Linked DNA regions of Homo sapiens: region 2 is linked to region 1. Evidence: chromatin loops called from intact Hi-C (ENCODE). Cell type or tissue: Calu3. All regions are shown on one strand.

The links. Peaks named below come from ENCODE experiments on the same cell type or tissue, not always from the same donor. Only the 100,000 strongest peaks of a DNase experiment are listed, where the experiment ranks them.
Region 2: it touches region 1 in a loop (22-fold over the local background); 3 of 110 quality-filtered maps call a loop at or near these places.

The regions. Positions count from the first base shown.
Region 1 is chr21:39,786,447-39,790,446 of GRCh38, reverse strand. It overlaps IGSF5 (immunoglobulin superfamily member 5), which reads right to left. Exons shown (of 9, transcript NM_001080444.2): 6 at 2,259-2,280. It overlaps LOC107985500 (a long non-coding RNA gene), which reads left to right and starts at 1,958. Exons shown (of 3, transcript XR_001755057.1): 1 at 1,958-2,038. In Calu3, a CTCF peak has its summit at 1,961 (motif pointing left); a DNase peak (open chromatin) is centred at 1,916.
Region 2 is chr21:39,909,128-39,913,127 of GRCh38, reverse strand. The region is part of intron 2 of PCP4 (Purkinje cell protein 4); the gene reads right to left. Among named protein-coding and RNA genes, the nearest start is that of PCP4, 44 kb to the right of the region's middle. In Calu3, no CTCF peak of the experiment used is centred here; a DNase peak (open chromatin) is centred at 1,657.

The DNA.
Region 1 (4,000 bases):
GCTCAAGGGATCCACTGCTTTGGCCTCCCAAAGCGCTGGGACTACAGGAGTGAGCCACCACGCCTGGCCAGAGCAGTAGTGTTTGTAATGGTCCCAACCTGAAAACTATTCAAACACCCATTTAAAGCAAAAGGTAAAAATAAATTGCATATGTGCCCAGAATGTAATATTACATAATAATGAGCCACTGACACTCACGTGCCACGGTATGGATCAGTCTCACAGTGAGAGGCTCAAGAAGGCAGACATAAATGAGTATACACAAAATGACGCCATTGATGCATGCACCTAATCTCTGGGGATGTGGGAAAGATGTCAGAAGAATGTCACCTTTGGGGAGGAGGGGTAGGCAGCAATTTGACCGGGGTCTAGGGGGCTTTGGGGATGCTGAGGATGTTCTAGCTGTGAATTTCTGCCATCAAGCCCAGGCATTTGTGCTTTTTGTGAAACCTGATCAAGCTACACACCTGTAACGTGTGCACTTTTCTGTACTTAAAAGTATCTATCTAAAACTAGCAAACAAATACTACAAAAATGCTGTGGGCAAGTATTTGTTAACAGAAATAATCTTCAGAATGTGCAAAGTGAAAAGAGCAAGCTATGAATTAATGGTTACTATAATCCAAATTTCACAAAATGCTTTGTGTGCATATCTATGGGTATATACATGAACATTTGAGTACATAGGTACATACATAGTTAGTTAACAATAATTACTTTGGAACTATAGAAGTGTGGGTGATTTTTTTAAACTATTTCTTGTGCCTATCTTTATATTTATTTTTTCTAAAAATAAACATGCATTGATTTTTTTCCATAATAAACATACAACTATATACATATAATTTTAATTATTTTAATGCAAAAGAAGTCCTCAAGCAGCTGGAGTGAGCACCATGGACATCGTGAAAGGGGAAAGCAAGTGGGGTTGGATTATTCAGTGGGCAACCCCCATTATCCCTCTGGAGCTTAATGCAGTCTCACCTAAGTTCAAGGGCTGCACGGAGACAAAGGTGCCCAAGCCCTGAGGTGGGCCCGTCCAGTTCACATTCAGACAAAAAATTCTACAAAGCATGCAACAGTGAGTACCTGGCATGTACATCAGGCACTCAAGATATACTAGCTTTTCTCATGCTCCCAGTGTCATATTCTATAGTTGTTGTTATCCTCTACCCATTATCCTGAGTAGCTATTGATCACTTTACTGTGCTTTCAAATCACCTAAGACCCCAGAGAACAGAAATGGAAGATGTTGGCACAGTCAACAATGGTGAACCGAGAGTCCAGGCTTCCATTCCGCTGGTAGTAGCAATCAAGAGAAATGCCAGAATAATTATCAGGGTCTATTTTTCTTCCTCTTCCCTTGCCCTAAGTCAGGCCTCAAAGGAGAAATATTTTCAGACTGCTGCTTGGTGGTGTCCTCTCTCCAAACTTCACAATTGCCAGGGGTCAGAGGGAGAAGGGATAACCTTTGCCACATGGTGATTGTCCATATTCATTCACAGAATGTAGCCAAAAGGTATTTTAGAATCTCAGCACTTAAAAATGTAAATATTCTAATAAAATACTGATAACTACATGTGTTGTTATATTACCCACAACAAACAACGTCTGTCTAAAAAACCCTCCCCTTGGTGCACATATGGCTATGTTAACATTGCAGACATTTAAAAGGGTTACTGGCTACTTATTGTAAGTCCTTGACACAGTTACCTTAAAAGTGCTTGCAGCTACTTCTGGGCAGCCTGGGAATGAAAGGAATTTTTCCGTCCTGTCCGCTCCCCACGGCTGAATGAGCACCGAACACTGCCTAATTTGTCTGCCTGGACAGTTTCACGTGACTTGCAGGCATCCGGCTTGGCTCACTGCTCTCCACTATCCCAGAAATTCCAGCAGGACCTCTGCCGGTGGCCCTGGCCTCCGCCCACAGCAGGCGGGATGATAGTCATGGTGCACAGTGTCCTCTTGTGGAAAGAGCTGCAAATGCCAGACACTAAGAAAATCTCCATTTCCCTAAGGGAACCAGAGCAAGTCAAAGGTAGGCAGTGGCAACCCATCTGTTTCATCCCACAGTTCATGTTGCCCTATGAGTTTGTGATCGGCATACGTGTTTTTCAGCATTGTCTACCTCTGGTACTTAATTCTGGATAACATAAATCCAAAAATCCCGCAGTTGTGTGTACGTATTGTTGTTATTATTGTTGTTGTTCAATTTTTTTTGTTTTGTTTTCAGAAAATAGATGTGGTTTCAAACTTACTTTTGAAATTGAATACGAAATCCTGCAAAAAAGAACAAAATTACATTGGAAAAATCGGGATACTTATTCTAAAAATCGAGTCTCATTAATTTTTATACACTCCCTTATTTTAACAGACCCAACATTAGTATTTGTGACCCAAGGAGCATTATTAAGTTTTCCCATACCAAATTATCAAATGACTTCCCAGCATAGGAAAGTAGAATTCACTGTTAACTATTAGAAAAATAAATAATTCCTAGGTACCTGAAATACAGACTGTATAGTACTTACTATATTTCAGTCACCCAGGGGTATTTACTTATTACTTTGTGACTATTGAATTTGATGAGTGAGACTATACAGACTCCATAATACCAAGAAGAGATGTTCTGTGTTATCAATCACTGCTGCTTTTCATTCAATTTTTACCATGTGCCAGCACCAAACGGGCTCTGTGCAAAGTACTAGCTCATTTAACTGTTATAATAACTCAAAAGTAGGTGTTACTGTTATTATATTTTTAACAGACTAGACACTATTATATTAATATTACCATATTTCTTTAATTCAAAGATACATTTTCAATCAATATGTACCAATGGTATCAATTGATACAGTTGTGCCCCCACCCCACCAAAAAAAAAAAAAAAAAAACACTGTCATTAAATTGCTAATGTTTTTAGTCAGTGGATCCATAGACTGATTAAAAGGAATCTAGGATTTGAAGGTGGGGAGTAAAAAGCCACAGATCAAGTCCCCAACCTTTTGTCCCAAAAGCCTGTGATCTTTACAACCGAGCTTTACTGTCCAGGCCTTCTATATATCAAGCTTGATTAAGATTTTTTAAATACTCATTTTCCTTAGTTTTTAGATAACGTTCTCAGGTATTTTCAATTCTAATAACACCTGCCAATTTACATCCCAAACTAAAACAATTCTATCTGGATTGCAGAAAAGAGACTATCAGGTAAGAGATGAATGCCCTCCAGCAACAGGGGAATGCCTCCAACGCCACCAGCGTAAGCACAGTTTGTAAGAAAGGATCTTAATTAGATCCCATTTGTCAATTTTGGCTTTTGTTGCCATTGCATTTTTTTTTTAATACTTTAAGTTTTCGGGTACATGTGCACAATGTGCAGGTTAGTTACATATGTATACATGTGACATGCTGGTGCGCTACACCCACTAACTCACCATCTAGCAATAGGTATATCTCCCAGTGCTATCCCTCCCCCTTCCCCCTACCCCACAACAGTCCCCAGAGTATGATGTTCCCCTTTCTGTATCCATGTGTTCTCATTGTTCAGTTCCCACCTATGAGTGAGAATACACAGTGTTTGGTTTTTTGTTCTTGCGATAGTTTACTGAGAATGATGATTTCCAATTTCATCCATGTCCCTACAAAGGACATGAACTCACCATTTTTTATGGCTGCATAGTATTCCATGGTGAATATGTGCCACATTTTCTTAATCCAGTCTATCGTTGTTGGACATGTGGGTTGGTTCCAAGTCTTTGCTATTGTGAATAATGCCACAATAAACATACGTGTGCATGTGTCTTTATAGCAGCATGATTTATAGTCCTTTGGGTATATACCCAGTAATGGGATGGCTGGGTCAAATGGTATTTCTAGTTCTAGATCCCTGAGGAATCGCCACACCGACTTCCACAATGGTTGAACTAGTTTACAGTCCCACCAACAGTGTAAAAGTGTTCCTATTTCTCCACATCCTCTCCAGCACCTGTTGTTTCCTGAC
Region 2 (4,000 bases), 120 kb before region 1:
TATTTATAAAAAGATACTAAAATTAAATACCCCAGAAGTAAAGTTATGTGGCATTCTAGACTAAGTAGCTGAACTACATATAGTAACCTGGACTCAAAAAGATTAACTAAGAGTAGAGTTTTGGTGTTAGTTTTAAGCAACAAGTAATAATGTCCTCACTTTGGGAGGCCTAGGCGAGAGGATCCCTTGAGGCCAGGAGTTTGAGACCAGCCTGCGCAACATAGTTAGACCTCATCTCTTCAAAAAATAAGTTATCTGGTTATAGTGGCCCGCACCTGTAGTCCCAGCTACTCTGGAGGCTGAAACAGGAGGATTGCTTGAGCTGGGAGTTCAAGGTTAGAGTGAGCTAAGATCTCACTACTGCACTCCAGCCTGGGAGACAGAGCAAGACCTTGTCTCTAAAAAATAAAAATAAAAATAGATTAAATTAAAATAATAACGTTCTGACACCGAATCACCCCGGAAAATGGCATTGGGAAGTTCTTCCCAGGGTTGTGAAAAGTTCTGAAGCTCCAGACTTTTTTTATATTGGTTCAGGTAGATGAACACCTAGGCAGAATTCAGATGGGGCCTGGTTAAATGTGACCATTTAACCAGGGCCTGTTTTATGTGGCACCTTGGCAGGAAAGCAAGGCTCCTGCCCTTTGTGGGTGCCATCGGAGCATCCCCATCCAAAAAGCTTTTACAAACCAAAAATAAAGTGGATTACTTTTATTCTTTTCAAGAAATTTCAAAGACAGAAAGAAATTTTCTGGGATCAGGGCAACAGGATCAAAAATTAATCAGTTTGGAAATACTTTAAAAAAAAAAAAAAACCTTTCAAAAGACCAACAATGAAATATCATCCCTTGACACATTCTAATTATCAGCAGAGGTAGTAGAAGCATTTCTGTCTAAACCAAAAATTTAAGCAGGGATAAAATACCCATTTGGAGCTGCCATGGCTCAAGGGAGCATTAACAGAGGCTGATGTCAAGAAACTGATGTCAAGAAACAAATTTAGATAGAATGTTAGAAAAAAAAATGTCTAACATCAGTCTATTAGAGATTGCAAACATCTCCCAGGAGCAGTAGCATCTGACCTTTTGCTAAAGTCATTTTAAGCTGAACTGAGGAAATACACAACAGGGAGTCATATTTCACCAGCTGTGAATGGCCGGGGTGACCTAATAGGCCGTTTCTAGCCCAGATAGGTAATTGGCAACGTTTTATAGTTTTGTTCAACTGTCAGATGTGTGAATAGAATAAGAATGAATATCTCATCTGCAGGTAGCTCATCTTGTCTTCTAAAACCCTATCTCCTTCTTCCACAAACAAGTCTGGATTATAATTTCAAAACTACGGTTCAACTCTTCCACACACAGCCATCATTTAAGGTGACAATAGGCTGGATTTATAGAAAAGACAAGTGAGGCTTTTTCAAGAAACAGCTATAACTCAGTATCCCATTGCCATGGGGCTGGGGAGCACCTATCCCGGCAACCTCTGGCTGAGGTTTCCCCTAGTGCTTGGTTGGTACCAGGTCACGTTGACGAGGCCCACAGGTGAAAAGGTTATAAAGTTTCTAAAGAATGTTGGCTACCTTCTGCCTGAAAGATCGCAGTCACACTTTAATTTCATGTATGCCAATTGCCACCAGAGGGAGGCACCCACTTCTTTTGTGTTTCTGTCGAGTGGACCACTGTTGTCTACACCTGTGCTCACCTCGAGGCCAGTCACTGGGGTGCCAGCCTCCTTTCTAAACTGGACATATGCTACAGAAAGATCCAGGAAAATAAACCCTGTTTCCCTGTTTTACTGTCAGATAGTTGGAAATGCAGTTTTTCTAGAGGAAATGTTAAATTTTCCCATTTTCACCCATTTTGTTGAAATAGTTGTTATTTCAACAAAAATAACTACTTGTTATCCTGTGTTCACAGCCGGTGACAATCCCATTCAGATCCCATCCATTGCCCTTACTTTCCCCTCCACTGCCTCCACCAAGAAAATACATCGTATTTCTCCTGTGGACTCATGTGCGATATCCCCTTGATGCTTACAGAAAATAAAATCAAAAGGAGTCAAATGTCCTACACTGTCCCAGGAAAGAGACAGCCACAGAATCATAAAGAGTCAGAATTCGACAAGCGCCCAAAGACAATGTCGTCGTACAATGCTGCAACCCAAAGAGATAAAATGATTCACTGCAGGTGAACCAGGAACAAATGAGTAAAGCATAGAATGGCAGGGACAGAACAAATGGGAATTCACCCAAGCCCCACCCTTCATGAGCAAACCAAGAGTCGGATGAGGTTTATTGGCAGGCCTTCAGGCCAAGCAGCTCAGGGGCCCTGCAACCGGGGAAATGGCTAAAGGGCGAGGAAGACCCTAAAAACAGTCAGCAAAAATGCCCAGCTCCTGCTGGCATGGAGGCAGCCTGGCATCAGCTAATCCATGGAAAACCCCAGCCAAAATCGGATGCTAAACATTGCTCTATCTTATTCTGAAAGTTCTATGAAACAATTACTGAGCTCAGAGTTACCTGGGAGGAACCTTCAAAGCACTTTCCCCAACCAGCAAATGCATTATAATCTACAACCCAGCATCTGCATGGACCATTTCTCATGGCCTGGCCCATTTTCAAAGCTCACTATAAAAACACTTTTTTTTTTAATGGACTGGTGGGAAATTGGATTTTGGTGAGTGCACATCCATCCAAACTGCCAAAAGCTTTATGTTTGTGTGGAAAGAGCGAAACTTGAAGTGTAAGAAAGGTTGGGTGAGAGGAGGATCATGGTCCCACGATGATTAGCCCCGTTTGCGATGACTGCTGTGGGAAGCGAGGTCTGCCCTCCTACACAGGCCAGGTCTGTTGCACTTGGATTTGGTGAACTGGTAGCAACTGGAGTCTGAAGTGAGACTTGCTTCACTCACATCAGTGCCCGGCCACTAAAGTGTCTCTCTGACATCCGAGGAGACTTTGCTGTCTAAATGAACGCCAGAGCATGATTCGATTTCCAATTGTTTTCAGGGTCTGGGATGGTAGAATAGTAGAGAGAGAAGAACACACCTTAGAAATATTGAAGAAGGCTTGGGAGGCCGAGGCGGGCAGATCGCCTGAGATCGGGAGTTTGAGACCAGCCTGAACAACATGGAGAAACCCCATCTCTACTAAAAATACAAAAATTAGCCAGACGTGGTGGCGGGCGCCTGTAATCCCAGCTACTCGGGTGGCTGAGGCAGGAGAATCGCTTGAACCCGGGAGGCAGAGGTTGCGGTGAGCCAAGGTCACGCCATTGCACTCCAGCCTGGGCAACAAAAGCGAAACTCCATGTCAAAAAAAAAAAAGAAAAGAAAAGAAAGGAAGGAAGAAATTTTGAAGAAGCTGCTTGCCAAGCACAAAAACAGCAGCAAGCATCCCCTTCACATAATCATAAGTTCCTGAAGGGAGAGTTTTCATAAACGTTGTGATGGAGGCCACGTCGCTGACTTCCCAGTTCCTCCTCCCGGCACACCCAGCCATATCTTGGTCTATCCAATCAATACGTATTTCCACTGATCACAGTTCTACACCATTCCACATCCCAAGAGGAAAAAAGGAAATGGCAACTGGAACAGAAAAACCATGACCAGAATGCAAGGAGATCCCAGCAGGTGAATAAGAAGCATCTGCTCCTTAGTGAATAGGAGAAGGGGGTAACTTTCAAAGGAAATACAATTTTAAAATTAAACCTAGTGATATGCAAATAATTTGGCTTCTTGCTCATGATGAGACTGAAGGAAATAACATGTCAGAAAAACAGAGCAGCGACACGGAACAACAGTCTGTAAGAAAACGGTGTGCTCAGCCTGAGCAGATACAGGATCTGCCCGAGGAAAAAGCGATAGTAAAAGAACAGATCAATATGCCATAATAGCCATGAGAAATTGTCATTATAATAACTGTAATATCTACTCCTTCGAATTAATGCTGGAAATAGTGAAGTCTATAAATGGCTGCATTTTAAATTCAATGATCTCA